2 separate regions of the Homo sapiens genome follow, and region 2 is linked to region 1. A link is an interaction called in ENCODE POLR2A ChIA-PET data of the cell type or tissue named here. Cell type or tissue: PC-9. All regions are shown on one strand. Each heading gives the region's core, and the rest is flanking DNA. Links, peaks and the distances in the headings are about the cores only.

Region 1 (10,546 bases), core at 1,627-9,626:
CCTGAGGAATAAAAACCCTAGAAGAAAACCTAGGCAACACCATTCAGGACATAGGCATGGGCAAAAACACCAAAAGCAATTGCAACAAAAGCCAAAATTGACAAGTGGGATCTAATTAAACTAAAGAGCTTCTGCACAGCAGAAGAAACTATTATCGGCCGGGCACAGCGGCTCACGCCTGTAATCTCAGCACTTTGGGAGGCTGAGACGGGCAGATCACGAGGTCAGGAGATTGAGACCATCCTGGCTAACACAGTGAAACCCCATCTCTACTAAAAATACAAAAAAATTAGCTGGGCGTGGTGGCGGGTGCCTGTAGTCCCAACTACTCGGGAGGCTGAGGCAGGAGAATGGCGTGAACCCGGGAGGCGGAGCTTGCAGTGAGCCGAGATCACACCACTGCACACACCAGGCTGGGAGACAGAGGGAGACTCCGTCTTAAAAAAAAAAAAAAAAAAAAAAAAAAGAGAGAGAGAAAAAAGAAACTATCATCAGAATGAACAGGCAACCTACAGAATGGGAGAAAATTTTTTCAGTCTACTGATCTGACAAAGGTCTAATATCCGGAATCTACAAGGAACTTAAACATATTTATAAGAAAAAAACAACCCCATCAAAAAGTGAGTTAAGGATATGAACACTTCTCAAAAGAAGATATTTACATGGCCAACAAACGCAGGAAAAAAAGCTCAACATCACTGGCCATCAGAGAAATGCAAATCAAAACCACAAAGAGATACCATCTCACGCCAGTCAGAATGGCAGTTATTTTTATTTATTTATTTATTTTTGAGACGGAGTCTTGCTGTGTCACCAGGTTGGAGTGCAGTGGCGTGATCTCAGCTCACTGCAACCTCCGTCTCCCAGGTTCAAGAGATTCTTCTGCCTCAGGCTCCCCAGTAACTGGGACTACAGGCGGGTGCCACCACACCCAGCTAACTTTTTTTTTTTTTTTTTTTGACAGAGTCTCGCTCTGTCACTCAGGCTGGAGTGCAGTGGTGCGATCTCGGCTCATTGCAAGCTCCGCCTCCCAGGTTCACGCCATTCTTCTGCCTCAGCCTCCCGAGTAGCTGGGACTACAAGCGCCTGCCACCACACCTGGCTAATTTTTTTTTTTTTTTTTGTATTTTTAGTAGAGACTGGGTTTCACTGTGTTAGCCAGGATGGTCTCGATCTCCTGACCTCATGATCCACCCATCTTGGCCTCCCACAGTGTTGGGATTACAAGCATGAGCCACTGCGCCTGGCCAGAATGGCAGTTATTAAAAAGTCAGGAAACAATAGATGCTGGTGAGGCTGTGGTGAAATAGGAACGCTTTTACATTGTTGGTGAGAATGTTAATTAGTTCAACCATTGTGGAAGATATTGTGGCAATTCCTCAAGGGTCTAGAACCAGCAATACCATTTGACCCAGCAATCCCATTACTGGGTATATACCCAAAGGAATATAAATCATTCTACTGGCCGGGCGCGGTGGCTCACGCCTGTAATCCCAGCACTGTGGCAGGCCGAGGTAGGCGGATCACGAGGTCAGGAGATCGAGACCATCCTGGCTAACGCAGTGAAACCCTGTCTCTACTAAAAATACAAAAAATTGGCTGGGCATGGTAGCGGGCGCCTGTAGTCCCAGCTATTCCGGAGGCTGAGGCAGGAGAATGGCGTGAACCCAGGAGGTGGAGCTTGCAGTGAGCCGAGATCGTGCCACTACACTTCAGCCTGGGTGACAGAGCAAGACTCCGTCTCAAAAAATAAAATAAAATAAAATAAATCATCCTACTATAAAGACACATGCACATGTATGTTTATTGCAGCACTATTTACAATAGCAAAGACATGGAACCAACTCAAATGCCCATCAATGATAGACTGGATAAAGAAAATGTGGTACATATACACCATGGAATACTATGCAGCCATAAAAAGGAATGAGATCATGTCCTTTGCAGGGACATGGATGAAGCTGGAAGCCATCATCCTCAGCAAATTAACACAAGAACAGAAAACCAAACACCGCATGTTCTCACTCATAAGTGGGAGTTGAACATTGAGAACACATGGACACAGAGAGGGGAATAGCACACACCAGGGCCTGTTTGAGGTTTGGAGGGTGAGGGGAGGGAACTTAGAGGATGGATCAGTAGGTGCAGCAAACCACCGTGGCACACGAATGCCTATGTAACAAACCTGCACGTTCTGCACATGTATCCCATTTTTTTTAGAAGAAATAAAAAAAAAAAAGAAACGACTGGAGAGTAACATGTCTTGGGTCAGTTTTATGTTAGGTTCCATACTAGGCACTGCAGGTATAGAAGTAGAAAAATATGGCTGGGCGCGGTGGCTTAAGCCTGTAATCCGAGCACTTTGGGAGGCCGAGGCGGGTGGATCACCTGAGGTCAGGAGTTCAAGACCAGCCTGACAAACATGGAGAAACCCCGTTCTCTACTAAAAGTACAAAATTAGCCGGGCATGGTGGCACATGTCTGTAATCCCAGCTAGTCGGGAGGCTGAGGCAGGAGAATCGCTTGAACCCACGTGGCAGAGGTTGTGGTGAGCCGAGATCACGCCATCGCACTCTAGCCTGGGCAACAAGAGCAAACTCCACCTCAAAAAAAAAAAAAAAAAAGAAGTAGAAAAATATTGACCGAGTGCAGTGGCTCATGCCTGTAATCCCAAATCTCAGCACTTTGGGAGGCCAAGGCATGTGGATCTCCTGAGGTTGGGAGTTCGAGACCAGCCTGACCAACATGGAGAAACCCCATCTCTACGAAAAATACAAAATTAGCTGGGCATGGTGGCGCATGCCTATAATCCCAGCTACTCAGGAGGCTGAGGCAGGAGAATCACTTGAACCCGGGAGGTGGAGGTTGGGGTGAGCCGAGATCGCACCACTGCACTCCAGCCTGGGCAACAAGAGCAAAACTCCGTCTCAAAAAAAAAAAAAAGAAAAAGAAAAATATTAGGCCCTCAGGGAGCTTACAGACTTGGGGCAAGGAAATGAAAAGGAATAAGCAAAACAAAAATATGGATATAAAAAATCCATAGGGGGTTAGGTGTGGCAGCTCATGCCTGTAATCCCAGCACATAGTGAGAATCCCATCTCTACAAAAAAAAAAAAGAAGAAGGGCTTCGGGAGCACCAGGAAGAGACCTAAACCGGTCTGGAGGAGTCAGTAGAGGAGTAGTTGACATCTAGGCTGAGACTTAAAGACCAGAGCCAGATCGTGTCACCTAGTGCCATACCAACCTAGGTATAAATTCAACATAAAAACAAAACTCACCAGAAAATAAGACCAAGAAGCTCCAATAAAGTTCTGAATTTTCCCATGAGCACTATTTCAGTGATTTTTTGTTTGCTTGTTTTATTGAGATGAAGTCTCACTCTGTTGCCCAGGCCGGAGTGAGTGCAGTGGCTGGATCTCGGCTCACTGCAACCCCCACCTCCTAGGTTCAAGCAATTCTCTTGCCTCAGCCACTGGAGTAGCTGGGATTATAGGCACCCACGACCATGCCCGGCTAATTTTTGTATTTTTAGTAGAGACAGGGTGTCACCATGTTTGCCAGGCTGGTCTCGAACTCCTAACCTCAGGTGATCCGCCCGCCTCCCAAAGTGCTGTGATTATAGGCATGAGCCACCGCACCCAGCCTATTTCAGTGATTTTTAAAAATTATTGAATGTCAAACCATTTGAAAAAAAAGTCTTGAGTATCCCTGCTTTGCTGGGCTCTGAACACTTGTGTGTTCTGCTCCTTGAATCTGACAAGGGAACAGGTTTGAGACAGCCGGGAGAGGCAGGCAGGTGGTTGGAATTTCATGTGCAAAGGCCCAGAGGCAAGAGAAAAAATGATGGCTCACTGGGGGAAAAGGACATCCTTTGATGAGGGCTGGTGAGTGGGGAGAGGTGGAGACAGAGGATTGGACTGGATTCTGGGGGTGCTGGGGAGGCATGGAAGAGTTCTAACAGAGATATGTCACAATCAAATGTCCCTTTTGCAGGATCACTCTGAATTTTTTTTTTTTTTTTTGAGATGGAGCCTGGCTCTGTTGTCCAGGCTGGAATGCAGTGGCGCGATCTCGGCTCACTGCAGTCTCCGCCTCCCGGGTTCAAGCAATTCTCCTGCCTCAGCCTTCCAAGTAGCTGGGACTACAGGTGCGCACCACCACGCCTGGCTAATTTTTGTATTTTTAGTAGAGACGCGGTTTCACCATGTTGGCCAGGATGATCTCGATCTCTTGACCTCGTGATCTGCCTGCCTCGGCCTCTCAGAGTGCTGGGATTACAGGCGTGAGCCACCGCGCCCAGCTCACTCTGAATATTTTGAGCGACCTATTTATGATTTGAATTTATTCATTCGAGAAGCACCCCAACATACCTCCTATATGTCAGGCATGGACCCAGGAACTGTGACTACAACAGATAATTAGGGGTTGGTTCCTCAGACAGGACAAAGGGCAGGACACTGAGTGCCACCTCTACAGAGGGGTCTGACTGGATAAAGACAAAGTGTGAAAGTGTATGACTTTCACAAAACAAGAAAGCCAAGCCCCGTGTGGGGTGACAGGGTGCAGGGATGGGAGATGGCACTCAGGGAGCTAGCACTGGACAGGCCAGTGATTCCGAAGACAGAGGATAAAGGAACGAAAGCAGGAAGAGAGGGAATGAGTTATGGGTGAAATATTCGGATCCTGTAGCCTCCATAGAAGGTGGCCAAGTGGGCAGGGGGCAAAGTCCCAGCCAAGCCCCTCAGCACCCCCATGTGTTCCCAGCCCTGCTGAGCCCTGCAGCTCGTCTCCTCCTGGCTCCAAAAGTCAGACCAAACCCCGGAGAACAGAGGCGGGTGAGGAGGGGGCGGTGGGGTACAAGCCCAGGCCTCTCACCCCAGCAAAGCCTGCCTTCCCAGTGCCTGGGGCCAACCCAGCTGAGAAGCCAGAGGTTACAGGGAAAGGATTAAGGAGTTGCTTGCTTTTTTACCCAAACTCTGCTGTATTTCTCTGTCTTTCTTCAATCTCTCTCTCTCTCTCTTTTTTTTTAAAGAAAAATATTCCTGTACACGCACCCAGAGGCTTTTGCAGGAGGCGGCTGTTGGAGAACTGGGAAAACAAGCCAAGAAACAAGAGAGAGGAAAAAGACCACGCCTCGCCTGGCAGATTCCTAATGGCCCAGGAGACCTGAGGCTTTACAGTGGGAGGCCGGTGGGGGCTGGCTCGGGTGGGAGGGAAGGGCAGGCCGAAGGACAGCCACTTGCTGGCTGGTGACCTTGGGCGGGATACTGCCTGCTTCCCTCTGGTGAGAATGGGGAGGAGGGAGGCAGGGGCAGGCCTGGCCGGCTGAGGTCACAGGAAGGCCCCTTCCAGCCTGAAACGCGATCTCGGGATGTGGGGCCTGCCAACCTGCAGCGACCCTGGGCCAGCAGAGATGAAAGGCTGCCTGTCCCCAGCTTCCGGACCCCCAAGGCCCCACTGCCTCAAAGTTGGAGAGCAGCAGAGCTGTGTTGCCACTGGCTGGGGCCAGCTGCTGGGCTCCCCACCCCACCTTATGTCATCCAACCCTCCCTTCCCTGTTTTGCAGAGGACACTCAGGCCCAGAGAGGGTGGTGACCTGCCTGAGGTCACACAGCAAGCGGGAGTCTGAGCCAAGGCTCACCACAGTCTTTGGACTCCAAGTCCAGGCCTCCTGCCTTTCCCAGAAACTTGGCTGCCTGGGGGCTTACCCTGGGGAGTTGGAGAGAACTAGGGCTGGGGAGGACACTTAGGAGCTGTGTCTGTTTGAAGTCACAACTTAATGTTGACTAAAGTGCTTTTTTTTTAAAAGACAAAAAGAAAATTCCCAGCCCCTGCCATAAGCCTGGACTTGCTCACTGGCAGGGGAAGGAATGCAGCTCTGGCCACCACAGCTGCTGGTGGCCAGCTGCAGCCTCAGCTTCTGCTGCTCCCGCCCCAGCCGGCAAAGGGACAAAGGCCTCTTCTCAGGCCTGTCCTCTCCAGCCCCCTGGATCAGCTGGCAGAACATTGACGGAGCCTCCTCTGTCACAGACCTGCTAAGTCATTGTTCCTCTCTGGGCCTTAGTGCCGTTTCTGTAAAATGGGGGCATAGTATCTGCCTGACCTACTTCTCAGCACTGTTTTGAGGCTCCAAGTAAAGTTCTGGAAATACAAAGCTCTCAGCGCCTCCTTCCACCTGCGGGTCTGCCTTCTCACTGTGCCCTTTGCCTCGACCACCCCTCCCTCCCTCATGCTTTCCCTGGCCAGCCCCAACTCACTCAGCTCAGCTCAGTGGGACCATCACCTGCTCTAAAACCTGCCCTCAACTTCTGAAGGAGGCACCTTCAGAAGAAAAAAGACGGCAGTGCTGTATTTATCATGGTTGTACATAATTAAATAATTGGCCAGTGTGGTGCCTCAGGCCTGTAATCCCAACACTTTGGGAGGCTGAGGTGGGAGGATTACTTGAAGCCAGGTGTTCAAGACCAGCCTGGGCAACATGGCAAAACCCTGTCTCTACAAAAAATAAATTAGCTGGGCATGGTGGCATGTGCCTGTAGTCCCTGCTACTCGGGAGGCTGAGGTGGTAGGATGGATTGAGCCTGGGAGGTTGAGGAGTGACCTGCAGTGAGCTGTAACTGTGCCACTGAACTCCAGCCTGGGTGACGGAGTGAGGCCCTGTCTCAAACATAAAAATAAAAATAAATTAAATAGGTCAGGGGTGGCGGTGGCTCACACCTGTAATCCCAGCACTTTGGGAGGCTGAGGCAGACAGATCACCTGAGGCCAGGAGTTTGAGACCAGCCTGGCCAAAATGGTGAAACCCCGTCTCTACTAAAAGTACAAAAATTAGCCAGGCATGGTGGCACACGCCTGTAGTCTCAGCTACTCAGGAGGCTGAGGCAGGAGAGTCGCTTGAATCCAGGAGACGGAGTTTGCAGTGAGCCAAGATCGCGCCACTGCACTCTAGCCTGGGCAACAGAGCAAGACTCCGTCTCAATAATAATAATAATGAATTAAATAATTAATTGTGCAATTGGATCCTCGTTAAAATGTAAACTCTAATAATAGCTAATGTCAAATGCTGACCCGGGGCCCAGGACTTTACATTTAACCCATTTAATCTGCATGGTAGGTACTGTTGGTATCGCCATCTTACAGATGAAGAAACAGACAATGAGAGGTTCACTCACTCACCTGAAGTCACAGCAAGTTGGAGGCTGAGCCAGGACTCACCACAAATAAGTTGCAAATCAGGATTCAAATGCAGACCGCCGGCTATAACCATTACATCACTAATGACACGGGTTTAGTTTGTGCCCTGATGTATCCCCGGTTCCCGGCACAGCATCTGGCATACAGCAGGTGCTCCATATATGTTAGATAAATACATACACAAATAGGTGATGAATATAAATGAGTATTTGGAGGAGAATAAAGCACCCATCAGGAGTGAATTTTGCAGGTGCCACATGTGGGGCTGAGTCATGGTAGGCGGCTAGCGGGTGCCCAGTATGTTGTTAAAAACTAATTACTGGAGCTGGACGCAGTGCCTTATGCCTCTCATCCCAGCATTTTGGGAGGCCAAGGCAGGAGGATTGCTTGAGCCCAGGAGTTTAATACCAGTCTGGGCAACATAGACCCCATCTCTCATGTTGACCAGGCTGATCTTGAACTCCTGATCTTAAATGATCTGCCTGCCTTGGCCTCTCAAAGTGCTGGGATTATAAGTGTGAGCCACTGCACCCGGCTTTTTTTTTTTTTTTTTTTTTTTTTGAGACAGGGTCTCACTCTCTTGCACAGACTAGAGTACAGTGGCACAATCAGGGTTCATTGTAGCCTCAACCTCCCAGGCTCCCACCTCAGTCTCCTGAGTAGCTGGAACTACAGGTGTGTGCTACCACGCCTGGCCTGCGAGACCCCATCTCTACAAAAAATTTAAAAAATTGGCCGAACGCAGTGGCTCACGCCTGTAATCCTAGCATTTTGGGAGGCCAAGGCAGGTGGATCATGAGGTCAGGGGTTTGAGCCTGACCTACATGGTGAAACCCCGTCTCTACTAAAAATACAAAAATTAGCTGGGCATGGTGGCACGTGCCTGTAATCCCAGCTACTCAGGTGGCTGAGGCAGGAGAATTGCTTGAACCCAGGAGGCCGAGATCGCGCCATTGCACTCTAGCCTGGGTGACAGAGCAAGACTCCATCTCAAAAAAAAATAAAAATAAAAATAAAAAAAAGTAGCCAAGGCTGGGCATGGTGGCTTATGCCTGTAATCTGAGCACTTTGGGAGGCCAAGGTGGGTGGATCGCTCGAGCCCAGGAGTTCCAGAACAGCCTGGGCAACATGGCAAGACCCCATCTCTACAAAAATTTCAAAAAATGAGCGAGCATGGTGGAGCACACCTGTAGTCTCAGCTACTCAGGAGGCTGATGTGGGAGAATCACCTGAGCCTGGGGAGAAGTCGAGCCTGCAGTGAGCCCTGATCGCGCCACTGCACTCCAGCCTGGGAGACAGAGTGAAACCCTATCTCAAAAAACAAAAAACAAAACGAAATACAAAACCTAATAATTGGGGTTCCTTTTGGAGCACACAGGCAAAATCCTGGGACATCAGCTTGGACTCCTCCCTCCACTTGTCCACTGGAACCAATCAGTCCCCAGGTTCCGCTCGGTATCTCCCAGATGCCTACCTTCCTCTTCATCCCTCAACCCCCATCTTTCTCTTGGATTTTTACAGCCACTCCCACACAGGTTTCTCTGCCTCTAATTTCTTCTCTTCAAAGAGGGCCTCTGAAAACAGAAAGCTAATCGTAAGCATCATCTTTCTTTACCCCACACCCCCATTAGTGAACCTCCCATACCGCCCCCCACTGCCATTGCTCTCTGGATAAAGCCCACACTCCTCAACCAAGGCTCCCCCAACCCAACCCCTGCCTCACCTCATGGTGAGGCCCTCCAGCCCTCACCTCATGGCCCTCTGCTCAAGTTGCCACATGTCCTTTGCTCAGGCTACTCTAGGTGGCAGAAGTTCAACTCATGGAAGCAGACAGCACTGAGTTGAAATCCCAGTTTTGCCGCTTACTAGCTGTGTGTCTCAAAGCCTCAGCTGCCACATCTGGAGAATGGCCATAATTACACAATTTCACAAAGTCATCGTGACAATTAAATGAATACATAAGGTGCTGAGCAAACTACCTCACACTCCTGGTAGTCACTATAATTCTTATACTTTCCTCTGCCAAAAGGAGCACTTCTTTTTTTTTTTTTTTTTTAATTTTTGAGACAGAGTTTTGCTCTGTCACCAGGCTGGAGTGCAGTGGCATGATCTCAGCTCGTTGCAACCTCCGCCTCCCAGGTTCAAGTGATTCCCCTGCCTCAGCCTCCCGAGTAGCTGGGACTACAAGGCACCCACCACCATGCCCTGCTAATTTTTTTTTCTTGTATTTTAGTAGAGACGGGGTTTCACCATGTTGGCCAGGATGGTCTCGATCTTCTGACCTCGTGATCCGCCCGCCTTGGCCTCCCAAAGTGCTGGGATTACAGGCATGAGCCATCGCGCCTGGCTCCTTTTTGTTTCCTTTAGAGACGGTCTCGCTATGTTGGCCAGGTTGCTCTTGAACTCCTGGCCTCAAGCAGTCCTCCCACCTCAGCCTCCCAAAGTGCTAGGGTTAAAGGCATGAGCCACCATGCCTGGCCTCAAAGACCTTTTCTTACTGGCAGTCTTACTGATTTGTTATGGCCCAGCTCAGATGTCACTGCTCAGAGGAAATTTTCCTTGATATCCACTCACCATTCCCCAAGTGAAATCAGTCTCACTTTGTATACTCAATTGCACTTTGCACCACTATAAAGCACGTGTAATACTGTTGGCTGTGTGCACCATCTTTCCCCCACTGCCCCAAGAGTTCCCAGAGAGTGGGAACAACACCCTTCTTAACTCTAGCACAGGGCCTGGCATGCAGCAGGTACTCAATGTTGGTTGAATTGAATGGAGTCACCACCGTCAGTCTTTCCTGAGCGCCTTGCAGGGAAGAGGCCTGACTGATGAGACAGCTGAACTCTGTGGGTACTTGGTTGCCTGAGGCCCCCCACTCCAGCTCTGTTTTGGGGTATATTGGGATGTATGTGGGAGTGCGAGTAGGTGGAGGAAACTCCTGACCTCTGAGCTCTTTCTTTCCTGTGGGACTTGTCAGCCCTCCAAGAGAGGGAGAGAGGGAAGAGGAGATGAGGAGGTCCAGGTGCTGAGCAGGGGTGGGGTGGGGCTATAGCAGGAGCTGAGGCGTGGGTGGGAGCTGGCAAACTCCAGCTCCTCTAAGACCAGGGCTGGGCCTGGCAGGACGGGGCCTAACAGCCCGAGTCCCCACCTGCAATGCCCCACCTCATCCTGGCACCTGGATTAAGTGACTTTTCAAGTTGTAAAAAAACTATATCTTGATTGCAAAGAAGCAGAATCCAAGCCTGGCCTTGCCTTGTTGCTGAGCTGGGAGAAGGGGGGCGTGTTCCCTTTTATTCTCCTTTTTGTGTAGGCAACACCTTGTAGTCCTGAGCACGTCAAAGAGGGTAATATT
Region 2 (10,546 bases), core at 859-8,858, 360 kb before region 1:
GAGCTGGGATTCAGACAGGTCTGTTGGACTCTGCAGTCTCTATTGGCCCCTGACTGCCCAGAAGGATGCCTTGAATCTCCACCTGCAGAGCCTTCTGGGCCCCTCTAGAGGCAGTCTCGCTCCTGGCTTCAGATGTGGGGACCCCCTTATCCTCAGCGCTAAGCACACATCCCTGTGGTTCAGTCACTAAGGGAAGCCTGGCTCTCCAGAAGCCTCAGCTCATGGAGAACTGCTGCTTAACTAGCAAGGGGACAGCAGCCAGGTCCACGACTCAAGCTCTGGGTCTGCTGGGAGCAGGGGGCAGGAGGAGGACTGCTCTGTGCCAAGGGAGGATGCCCAGTGCACACTCACCACTCCTAACTAGCCCTGGCCCACAATAAGGGAATTTCCAAGCAGAGCTGGGCCTGGGCTTGGCCCCGCCCACTGGGCCACACTGCCTCACACTTTCCCCAGCTCTTGTTGACCCAGAAAAGTCAGACCCTGCCAGTCACCCTAACCCCTCTCCTCAACCGAGGATAAGACCAGGAGTTTTGAGGGACTCAGCTCCCCCAGAAGCACCTGCATCTTCCTGCTCTAAATTCCCAGCCCTGCCCAGGCTTCCCTCCCTCCCCTCTGAAGGGAGCCACCACCTGCTGCTTGGCACGGATACCCCTCTCCGGCTACATCCTCTCCACTCTCCCCTCAACTCCTACACAATCCCCGTCCCAAACAATTTCCTGCAGTTTCCCATCTGATCAGTTTCTTAGGAAGGATAATTATCCATGGAAGGAGGAGGCGGAAAATTCCCAGAGCCAAGAACACTGGGGGAAAAGCTTCATCTAGTCCCTTCTCCATCAGCCAGGAGAGCCCTCATCCTAAACACAGGCCAGTCATGGTCATGGCTCCTCCAGAACCTCTGCAGTTCCCCCATCTTCAGGAAAGAGCCCACACTTCTCTGCATTGAATCCAAGGCCCTCTTGATCTGTTCTAACTTAGGTTTGGGCCTCGTTGCCATTCCATTGTAAGTGGTAGTGCCAGATGGAGCCCCATCTGCCCCCAGGGCCCACCTGCAACGTGCTGTGTCCCTGCGGCACTTCAGCCTGCCTTGTGTTTTAGTTGTTTACATGTCTGTCTCCCACACACAAGTGTCAGTGCCAGCGCTTCCAGGGTGGGAACCACCAACCACGCAACTGTGTCTGCTGCATGGTAGGTGCTCAGAGGCAGGCTGAAAAGAAAGTGGGACAGGCAGGAGGCCGCCTCACCTCTGCGGAGGGAACGATGTGGGAAGAAGGACCACTTATAGCATCACAGGAGAGCCTGGACTAGAGGTCGGGGAGCTGAGCTCAATGCAGCTCTGTGGCCCTTAAGCAAGTCACTTCCGCCCTGGCCTCTGCTTCCTCTGTGAGCTGAGGGGGATGGGCCGGGCTCTGTCATCATGTCAGACATTTAGAAGCCCTTACTGCTAGGTGCTCGCCTCAGCATTCTCATTTAACCTCCACACCTTTGCACATGGGGACCACAAAGTTGCAAGTGGGGGAGGGGGGTTTCAGTCCTGGTCTTTTGATTCCCTAACCCCTTATCTTCTCCTCCTGGACTTCTGCAGTCTCTAGGATCCCTCCCAGTGCTAAAGTCTGGTTCTGATTCTAGGTCTGCCCTTTCCTGACCTGACAACTCCCCAGGCCACGACCATAGGGTTCAGCAGGGAACACGCATGTCCAACCCTGGTGTTCAGCAATGCCACGCCTCCCACATGACAGGTCTGGTGACTGTTTGCCTGCAGGCGCTGAGGCTCAGCAAGGGAGGGGTGGCCAGCAGGAGTCCAGCAGAGCCTGGTGCCCACTCAGCCCCTCCCTCCCCAATGTGCCCCTGACTCCACGCCCACTCTGCTCCAGCGTCCTGCTCGCCCCTCCCTGCTAGCAGCTCTCCTAGGCTGGAGCTTCCATCCCACTGCTGGCTTGGCCAGTGGTGCCTGTCGGGAAGCTTTACTCTGTTGCCCTCATAGACCCAGCTTGAGCTGCTGGCAGGCAGGACACTGAGTGGGGCCAGCCCAGGGCCTGAGCCGACTCTATCGCACTCCCAGGCTGTCCGCACATCCCTCCCCAGGTCAGACCATGTCATGCTACTCAAGAGCCTTTGATGGTGCCACACAGCACCATGAATCCTAGCCCCAGGCCCACGGGCCTGGCATGATCTGGCCCCTGCCCTCTTCTCCATTCTCACACCATGCTTCCCCTCTTCCCCCGCACTTCAGGTTCCTCAAGCACACCCCCCTCAGGGGCCCTGGTCTTTGGAAGATGAGCTCTTCTTGTCCTTTGGGTCTCAGCTCAGACACCAGCTCCTTAGAGAACCCTTGCTGGCCATCCAGCAGCCCCACCTCTCCCTCATGTCTGCCTTCTTCAGGACACTTACCACTACCTGACACTGCTTTGTCCACATCCAATGCTCCATGCTGGCATGGGAGCCCCCTGACATCAGGAGCCTCTTCTGTCTTGTTCCTGGCTGTGTCCTCAGATCCAGAATAGTGTCTGACATGGGGGTAGAGGCAGCTGGTGGGGCGTGTGCTGCCCGTTAGACTGGACAGTCAGGGAGGCCTCTCTGAAGAGATGACGTTTGATCTAGGGCCTGAAGGAGAGCACCGGCGCGAGGCAGTCTATGGGCAGTGCTCCAGGCTGGGGATCGAGCAAATGCCACAGCTGTATGGAGGAACAGGCCTGGCAAGGCAGATGTGCGTTAGGGACACAGGAAGGCCGGTGCGACTGGAACAGGGAAAGGGTAGTGGGGCATGAAGTGGAGAAAGGGGTGGGCCACACTTTCCTTGCATTTTCTCCCAAGTTCATCAGGAAGCATTTGAAAGGTTTTCAGCAGGGGAAACACCATGCTCTGGTTTACAGGTCTCAAAGCTCCCTGCGGCTGCTCTGGGGAGAGCTGCCTGCAGGCAGACAGCAGTGGAGCCGCAAGACCATTCAGGAGGCCCGGGAATCACCCGGGTTGGAGAAGATGGAGTGAAGAGGCAAGCCTTTGACAGGTGTGGTTGTGTTTGCCACCAGTCTGAGGAGCCCTGGCCAAGTCTACACCCCTCTGGAGTTCCAGATGCTTCATCCAGCCCCGCCCACCTACTGTCTTATTTCTCACTGACTCCTCACCCAGACTTTTCCTGCAGCTGGCTGGGCTCCCCAACAGGTGCCTGCCCATACCTAGTACTCAGAGCCTGCAAAGAGCCTTAACCGGTGTCACGGCCATTGCCTGATTGGTCACCTTCCCTCCCTCTTAGAAGGGTCTGGTGAAGGTGTCTGCACAAAGATCTCTGCTCCATGTTCATTCCAGCCACATTTCTCCCCTTCCTAAAGGTCTCCTGTTCTTTGAGGCAACAGCACAGCAATCCTCGAGCACTTAATTATTCCCTGTTTCACTTTCCTAAAGTAGCTGTAAGCTAAATAAAGCTAGATACCATGACTCGCACCCTTCGGGGCCGTCACATAGTGCAGAAGGCAATGATGCACTATGCGAAGCCCTGAGCACAAAGCCAGGCACTGGCAGGGTCTCAGTAAGTGGTAGGTAGCTCTGTCCTCACTGCCTATACCAGGGCGACAGCCATCACAGGTGCTCAGTGCCCCACAGGTGCAGTTAGCTTCTCTGCCCAGCAAAACAGGTGAGTGAGGCGTGTTTGGGGGTGAGGTGGAAGGGTTGGAAACATCCCAATGAGTTTTAGAAGCAAAGGTCAATGGTTCTGCATGATCTGTGGCTCTGTGTCATTCACATCTCTGTGCCCTTCTCCAGTTCTCCCCTCTATGTGAGCTAAGCACACTCATTGTTTTTTTTTTTTTTTGAAACAGAGTTTCGCTGTCGCCCAGGCTAGAGTGCAGTGAGGCGATCTCGGCTCACAGCAACCTCCACCTCCTGGGTTCAAGCCATTCTCCTGTCTCAACCTCCCAAGTAGCTGGGATTAGAGACTTGCACCATCACACCTGGCTAATTTTTGTATTTTTAGTAGAGATGAGCTTTCACCATGTTGACCAGGCTGGTCTGGAACTCCTGACCTCAAGTGATCCGCCCATCTCAGCCTCCCAAAGTGCCGGGATTACAGGTGTGAGCCACCGCACCTGGCCAAAACACTCATTCTTAACCTTCAGGACCCAGCTCAAAGCTCTGGGAAGCCTTTCCTGACCCACCCACCTCCACTCCTCCCTCCCGCACACCCACAGCTCTGCAGGCTCCTGCTGCAGCACTTCACAGCACATCACAAGTGCCTGTTTACATGCCAGCCTCTCCCTTGAGGCTGGGATTATATTTATCCATCTTTCCATCTTCAGTACAGTATTTATCAGCACGAATCCATTTGCTGAACATGTGTCTCCCCACCTCCCAACTAAAGAACGAGCTCAGACAATTCAGCTAATGGTCTCATTTGCACCCCTAACCTCAGTACTCAGCTCACCCCAATGCCCTCCAGTCCATATACCTAAAACCATCCTCCAGTGCTTGACCCCACCCTCACCTCTTCCTTTAAGGCTCCAGGAATAGTAGCAACTCCCATTAGTGAGCACTTACAATGTGCTCAGGGCTTTACAGACATCACCCCCCTTTAGACTGGGGAAACTGAGGCTCAGACAGGGTGATGTAGCTTAAAAAGGGCACACCTTTTCCCCTTAATACTGGCATCACTCACCTAGCACTTATCATAGCTGGGACTATTTTTAAAACCATCATCTGTTCTGCAAAATTGAGTGCTTTTATAGCTACACATCAAGTTGTCATACAAAATCACCCTTTGCTCATTAAATGTTTCAGACGATCAGTCTTGCTACTCCAGCTAGGTGGGGTAACATAACATAAATGTTATGTAGGAGAAATGGCACAGGACTTGGAAGGGGAAGTCCTGGAGTCCAGCTTCAGCTCTGCCACAGTCAGGCTATATGACACCAGGCGGGTCACCTCCACAGCCCAGGCACGGCAGCTCACGCCTGTAATCCCAGCAATTTGGGAGGACAAGCTGGGGGGATCACTTGAGGTCAGGGGTTCAAAACCAGCCTGGCCAACATGACAAAACCCCATCTCTACTAAAAATACAAAAATTAGCCAGGCGTGGTGGCACAAGCCTGTAATCCCAGCTACTCGGGAGGCAGGAGAATCGCTTGAAGCAGGGAGGCAGAGGTTGCAGTGAGCCAAGATTGTGCCACTGTACTCCAGTTTGGGTGACAGAGAGAATCTCCATCTCAAAATAAAAAATTAAAAAAAATTTTTTTAAAACAGGATAAGTGACTTGCCCAAGGTCACGGTGCTACAAAGTAGTAGAGCTGAGATTTGAACCCAGGTCTGTCAAGCTGCAAAGCTTGTTTTTCTAACCACCATGCCTGTGGGCATGTTTCCAAAGGGAACTGCTCTGGGACATTCTTCTGCAATCCAGAGGTTCTGCCCCAAGTAGAAGCTTCTGGCTGTGCCCAGTGAGATTTCATTCAAGTATCTCATCTAAATCCTACATATACTTCAAGGCCTAGCTCAGTGGTCACTTGCACAGCCTACTGGGATCTTCCCAGGTACGAAATTCTCTCTCCCACCTCTAAACTCCCGTAGAATTCCATCTGCACTTCAAATCACACCCCCTTTCTACTGTCTGACTGTTTTGCATCTGTACCGCATTTCTCAAACAAGTCGTTGAGCTTGGTAAAAGAAGCAGTTCTCATGCATCTCTGCACCTTCCACCAGCCAGGCAGGCAGTGCTCAGTCAGGGAAGCGGGTGGGGTAGGGTGCCTGCTCCCCTCCCCCATCTTGCTGTAACCTGAGTCTTAGGCTTTGCCCAGTTAGGTGAGTTGGCCCCGCCTCATGCTGGCATAACGCCTACCTGGTACAGCATCCAGATTCCTGTGGGTCCTGGCCACCGGGGAGATAAGATCTTATTCCCTGGCTTGATGGCAAAGATGCTATAAAAAGCACAGCACCCAAGTTCAACATTGGCTTGTGATGGACTACACGACCTGAGGGATTCAATGGGTGAAGGCAGAAGCCTCTGGGCTGTCTCAGAGGTCCCAAGACCTGTACTTGGCTCCCCTGTAAGGACCAGTGTAAGGACCAATGGTTTCTCTGCCAAGGACAGCTCCCTAATAGATACCCCAGGAGGAAGCTGCCCTTCTTTAGGCTTAAAGGGCCCACTGGAAGAACTGAGGTTTGCCAATGCTACCAATATCCAAGCCAAAAACCACAGCCCCTCCTCTCGGTCCACTGTCCAGGTCTTACTGCCTAGGGACTCCTGAGTTAGTTAACAGAGCAGGGAAGAAGACTGACTCTGCCATTAATTCACGAGTGGCCTGGGGCCAATCCTCTCTGGGCCTCAACTGGAAAAACAGAGAACTTGATCAAAACATCTCCATTTCCCTTTGGGCCTGGGGGTTACAAGCTATGATAAGGATTTTTCCATCTCTAACATTCTAGAATTAGAATATTCTATACTTTCATTCCTAGAAGCAGAGTGAGAACAGAGAACAGGGACCTTCAGTCCAGGAAACAGCAGAGGCCAGTCAGGGCTTCCTAGCTGCATCCTCAAAGCCTGTCCACCTTCAGAGGCTTTCTCTTGCGTCTGCTGCCTCAAAGGTGGTTGCTTCCCCACTAGCAGAGCCTCAGAGGTGTGCCTGGGCCCTAGCCGCTTTAGGGAAATGGGCAGGTGGCCTGAGTCACCTACTGTGTGTGAGCTGGGCTCACCATGGCAACCCAGCAGACCCAGAGGGCATAAAGAAGCCAGTACCTTCCCTGCTGCACAGTGTAGGCGGAGCATGTTGCATCTGCTTTGATTTCCAACTTAGAAAAGTTTTTCTCTACTTTAAGGACTCATTTCCCCTTCCCTTCTCTCAGGACACAGCTTACTCACTCTGGGGTCCTTCTCCTTGCCTGGAAGGTATTCTGCAGTCCCACAGGCAAACCCCACTCATCCCAGAATTAAGTACCACCTCCTCCAAGGATTCATCCCAGACCAGTTAGTCCTCTACCCTTCTTCAAGTTCCCACCACACAAAAGGCAGAAGCTCTTAACCTTCAGAATCTGTGGCTTACACACTGACAATCAACTGTGTAAAAAAAAAAAAAAAAAAAAAAAATCTGAGTCTATCATGGGCCTTCTCCCTTGATAAAATCACATATATACAACTGTCTGCAGACTATTTTGGGAGCTCCACAAACTTTATCATGGACTCAGAAACAATCTTAGAAACCTAGATCCTAGAACAACAGATCATCCAGTCCATCCTCTCACCTACACCAGAATCCCTTAGCAACCCCTCCTGAATGATGTTCCTCTTCTACCCCTGGCCCACCTCTCAAGGCCGCCTCCTTCAAGAAGCTTCCCTCATCTCTCCTCTCCTCTGATTCCCCCAAGCATCCAGCCTGAACCACACAATTTCCCACCTGTGCTTTCTCCCTTGTATGTTGTCTCACTTCCCCAGCAAGAAAGCTGACTCCCTGTGGGCTCATTTCTTCAACCTTGTAACCCTCAGCTGGACTTAGAGATGACCGTGATCTGTACTTGTACAAAGCCCTGTGCTTTGAAGCCAGGGCTCAATGACAGCACTGGCCCACTCCCAAAGGATAGAGCTGTGGAATTCCCCATCTGAGGGCCTCACAGTCTGCTTAGGCCTCAACGGAACAGAGGCTTCCCTGGAATGACCGCCTTTCCCACAGGACAGCCCCAGAGAGCCCTTCAAGATGAAATCGACAGATAGGGAAACTAAGGCCCAGGAAGGCAAACATAGCTTAGCAAAGGTCAATATGCAGGAAAGAGGCGAGCTAGGACTAAGACCCAGGTCCCCAGTTACCAGCCTAGAGCTCGTTTCCTTTATGCAATGGCTTTATGAAAACTAAATTTGCCTTGCATGCACACACACTCACATACTCAATATATACATGGAGAATTTCTAAAAAAGATGGACAAGACAGTTAACAGTGGTAACCTCTGGAATGTATGACAGTGGGGGTGGTCAGAGAAGTAATGAGGGGGACTTTTCCCTTTCACCTCAATACCCTCTGTACTGTTGGGTTTTATTTTTGTTGTTTTGTTTTTACCATTGACATGTTTTATTTATTCATATTATAAAAATAAATCTGCCATAGAAAGGAGATTCTGGCCCAGCCCACCCATTCCCAACACACATTAAAGCAAAGAGAAGCCATAAGTAAATCTGTCCAGGTACAACTATAAATTAACAAGATTGCCTTCTTGTATGGTTTAAAGCCACTGGTCTCATTAATTCACAGTCACAGTGCAGTTTACGGCTTGAGGAATCTTCCCAGGAAAAGCTTAATTCAATTAGGGCTCTCGGCAGCTCCCCAAGGAAGCTCTGGTATCTTACTTTTACTTACACAAATTGAGGGCAGACCAAACAGATCCAGATCTTCCCAGAGAGACCCCACCCGGCCCAGAGAAGATGCCCTTGCAGACCCTCCATTAGAGCCAAGCCGAGGGAGGTGGCCAAGGCAGCACCACTTAAACACTGGCTGGCGCCTAAGGCATCATTCTGTGAGTGTCGCTCCCAGCGAGCTCAGTTAAACTCCTTGGCTTGGCAGTCTGGTGCCAAGGAGCCTCTGCAACCTTTGCTCTCCCTCCTCTCTGAGCAGTCAAACTGGTTTCTTGTCTGCCCCAGGGCTTTGCAGGGATCCTATCTTTACACTGAAGTCAATCACATATTCATTCATGTATTCCTTCCCCAAATATTTATGGAGCCTTTACTCTGTGCCAGGCACAGATAAGAAAGTGAACAGGCCAGGCGTGGTGGCTCACGCCTTTAATCTCCGCACTTTGGGAGGCCAAGGTGGGTGGATCACCTGAGGTCAGGAGTTCTAGACCAGACTGGCCAGCATAGCAAAACCCCGTCTCTACTAAAAACACAAAAAATTAGCTGGGCGTGGTGATGTAAGCCTGTAATCCCAGCTACTCTGGAGGCTGAGGCAGGAGAATTGCTTGAACCTGCAGCTACTCTGGAGGCTGAGGCAGAATTGCTTGAACCTGGGAGGCAGAAGTTGCAGTGAGCTGAGATCTCGCCACTGCACTCTGGCACTCCAACCCAGGCGAAGAGCAAGACTCCATCTCAAAAAAAAAGGAAAAAGGAAAAAAAAAAAAAAAAAGAAAGTGAACAAACAAAGTCCCTGTCCTCAAGAGGCTTACATTCTTATGGAAATTGGTACTAAGTATAGCCTGCTTATCTAATTCCTTTCCATCCTTCAAGACTCAGACTAATGTTCCACCTCCTTTGAGAGGCTTTCTCTAAACACCCCAGTCCTCAGGGACTGCTTGCTCCCTCTGTACTTTGCCTCTGCCAGGAGTCCGCCCAGCCCTGGCAGGCTGGAAGCTCCTAAAGAGCAGGGCCTGGGTTTACTCTTCTTTTGTTCCTTGATGGCCATATGCTAAATGCCTGCTAGCTGATTTCAGCTGACCTGCCTCTTCCACCCAGGATCTTAGCGAGCTGCTCTTGGTCCTGGCTGGCTGATGCAAAGACACAGCCTCTTCCAGCTTCACTTGGCATACAGCAAATGCTATGCAAGTGTTAGCTATTTATTGGTTTAGTGAACTTGTGGGCTCTAACACACAGCTGTGATATCACTCCTCCGCCTTCTGTGGCCTGGTCTCAAACAGGCTCAGCACTGTGGCAAGGCCAGTCTGGGCTTAGGGGTAAGTGCTTCCCAAGGGACAGGGAAGGGGGCCTGGGAAGGAACAGAGCTTTTCATCCTGAATCTCAGTTAGAACTGCTTAAGGACATATCTTTTCAGGAAAGAATTTGCTGGGGTAATTTGGGGGGAACTCTGGATTCTTGGCAAGTAGTATAAAAACTCAGGGCTCAGGTCTGGCCTAATAGACCCCAAAATCGGCTCTGTATATTAGATGAGCTTTAGGGGGAAGAAAATGAAGTCAGCATGATCCCAGGGAAGGCGGGCAGCCCACTGATCCAGGCCCAACCCAAAACTTAGTTCAGTTAAAATTAGATTAGCCCATAAGATTAAAATACCAACATATAATCACGGGCTGCTTTAAAGTATCAGTTGATGTTTATCGGCATCTAAAGAGACAGTTTGGCCCAGTGCAGTGTGTGCAGACAACCTTGGGGAGACATGCCTGACTCAGACATTTGCAGGGGGAGCGAGTGCTGCAAAATGAGGCCCACACAGGCGATGGATGACTCAGGAATAACCCAGGTCCTGGGTGTGCTGAGCGAGCCTTCTCTCCCTGCCTCAGGAGGAAAGGGGGCAGGTGGGAGAGGCGGTGAGGAGGAAAGGAGGCTGTGTATGGGCTGGCATTCCCAGAGACAGCCTCAGGCCCCCAGCTCTAGTTCCCCGTCACTCCTGTATTTTTCTGCATGCTGCCACCTCTGAGAAAGGTTATTTGCTTCACAGTGGGACTTGGAGTGGGTCAGCTTTTTCCCCAAACCCAAGAAGTGATCCACAGAAAGCAGCCAAGGCTCAAAATACTAAAGTCTTTAAATCTCCCCCAATTCAAAATGATTATGGGAAAAATTGAATTTCTAAACTGAAAAGGCCCTTGGAATCAGGGCATGAGGATGAAAAGAACACAGGCTCTGAAGTCAGACAAATCT

Evidence for each region. ChIA-PET counts read pairs that join two places held together with the same protein. Peaks named below come from ENCODE experiments on the same cell type or tissue, not always from the same donor. Only the 100,000 strongest peaks of a DNase experiment are listed, where the experiment ranks them.
Region 2: POLR2A ChIA-PET joins it to region 1 with 7 read pairs; 3 of 35 experiments call an interaction of 5 or more read pairs at or near these places.

The regions. Positions count from the first base shown.
Region 1 is chr1:27,499,423-27,509,968 of GRCh38, forward strand. No RefSeq gene overlaps it. Among named protein-coding and RNA genes, the nearest start is that of WASF2, 15 kb to the left of the region's middle. RefSeq lists enhancers at 4,214-4,801, 4,802-5,387, 5,388-5,974. In PC-9, for the core only: no CTCF peak of the experiment used is centred there; no DNase peak of the experiment used is centred there.
Region 2 is chr1:27,136,008-27,146,553 of GRCh38, forward strand. All of the region lies in intron 1 of SLC9A1 (solute carrier family 9 member A1), which reads right to left. Among named protein-coding and RNA genes, the nearest start is that of SLC9A1, 14 kb to the right of the region's middle. RefSeq lists an enhancer at 1,503-2,314 and a silencer at 6,686-6,745. In PC-9, for the core only: no CTCF peak of the experiment used is centred there; DNase peaks (open chromatin) are centred at 5,804, 6,644 and 8,574; H3K4me3 peaks cover 858 bases; H3K27ac peaks cover 2,878 bases.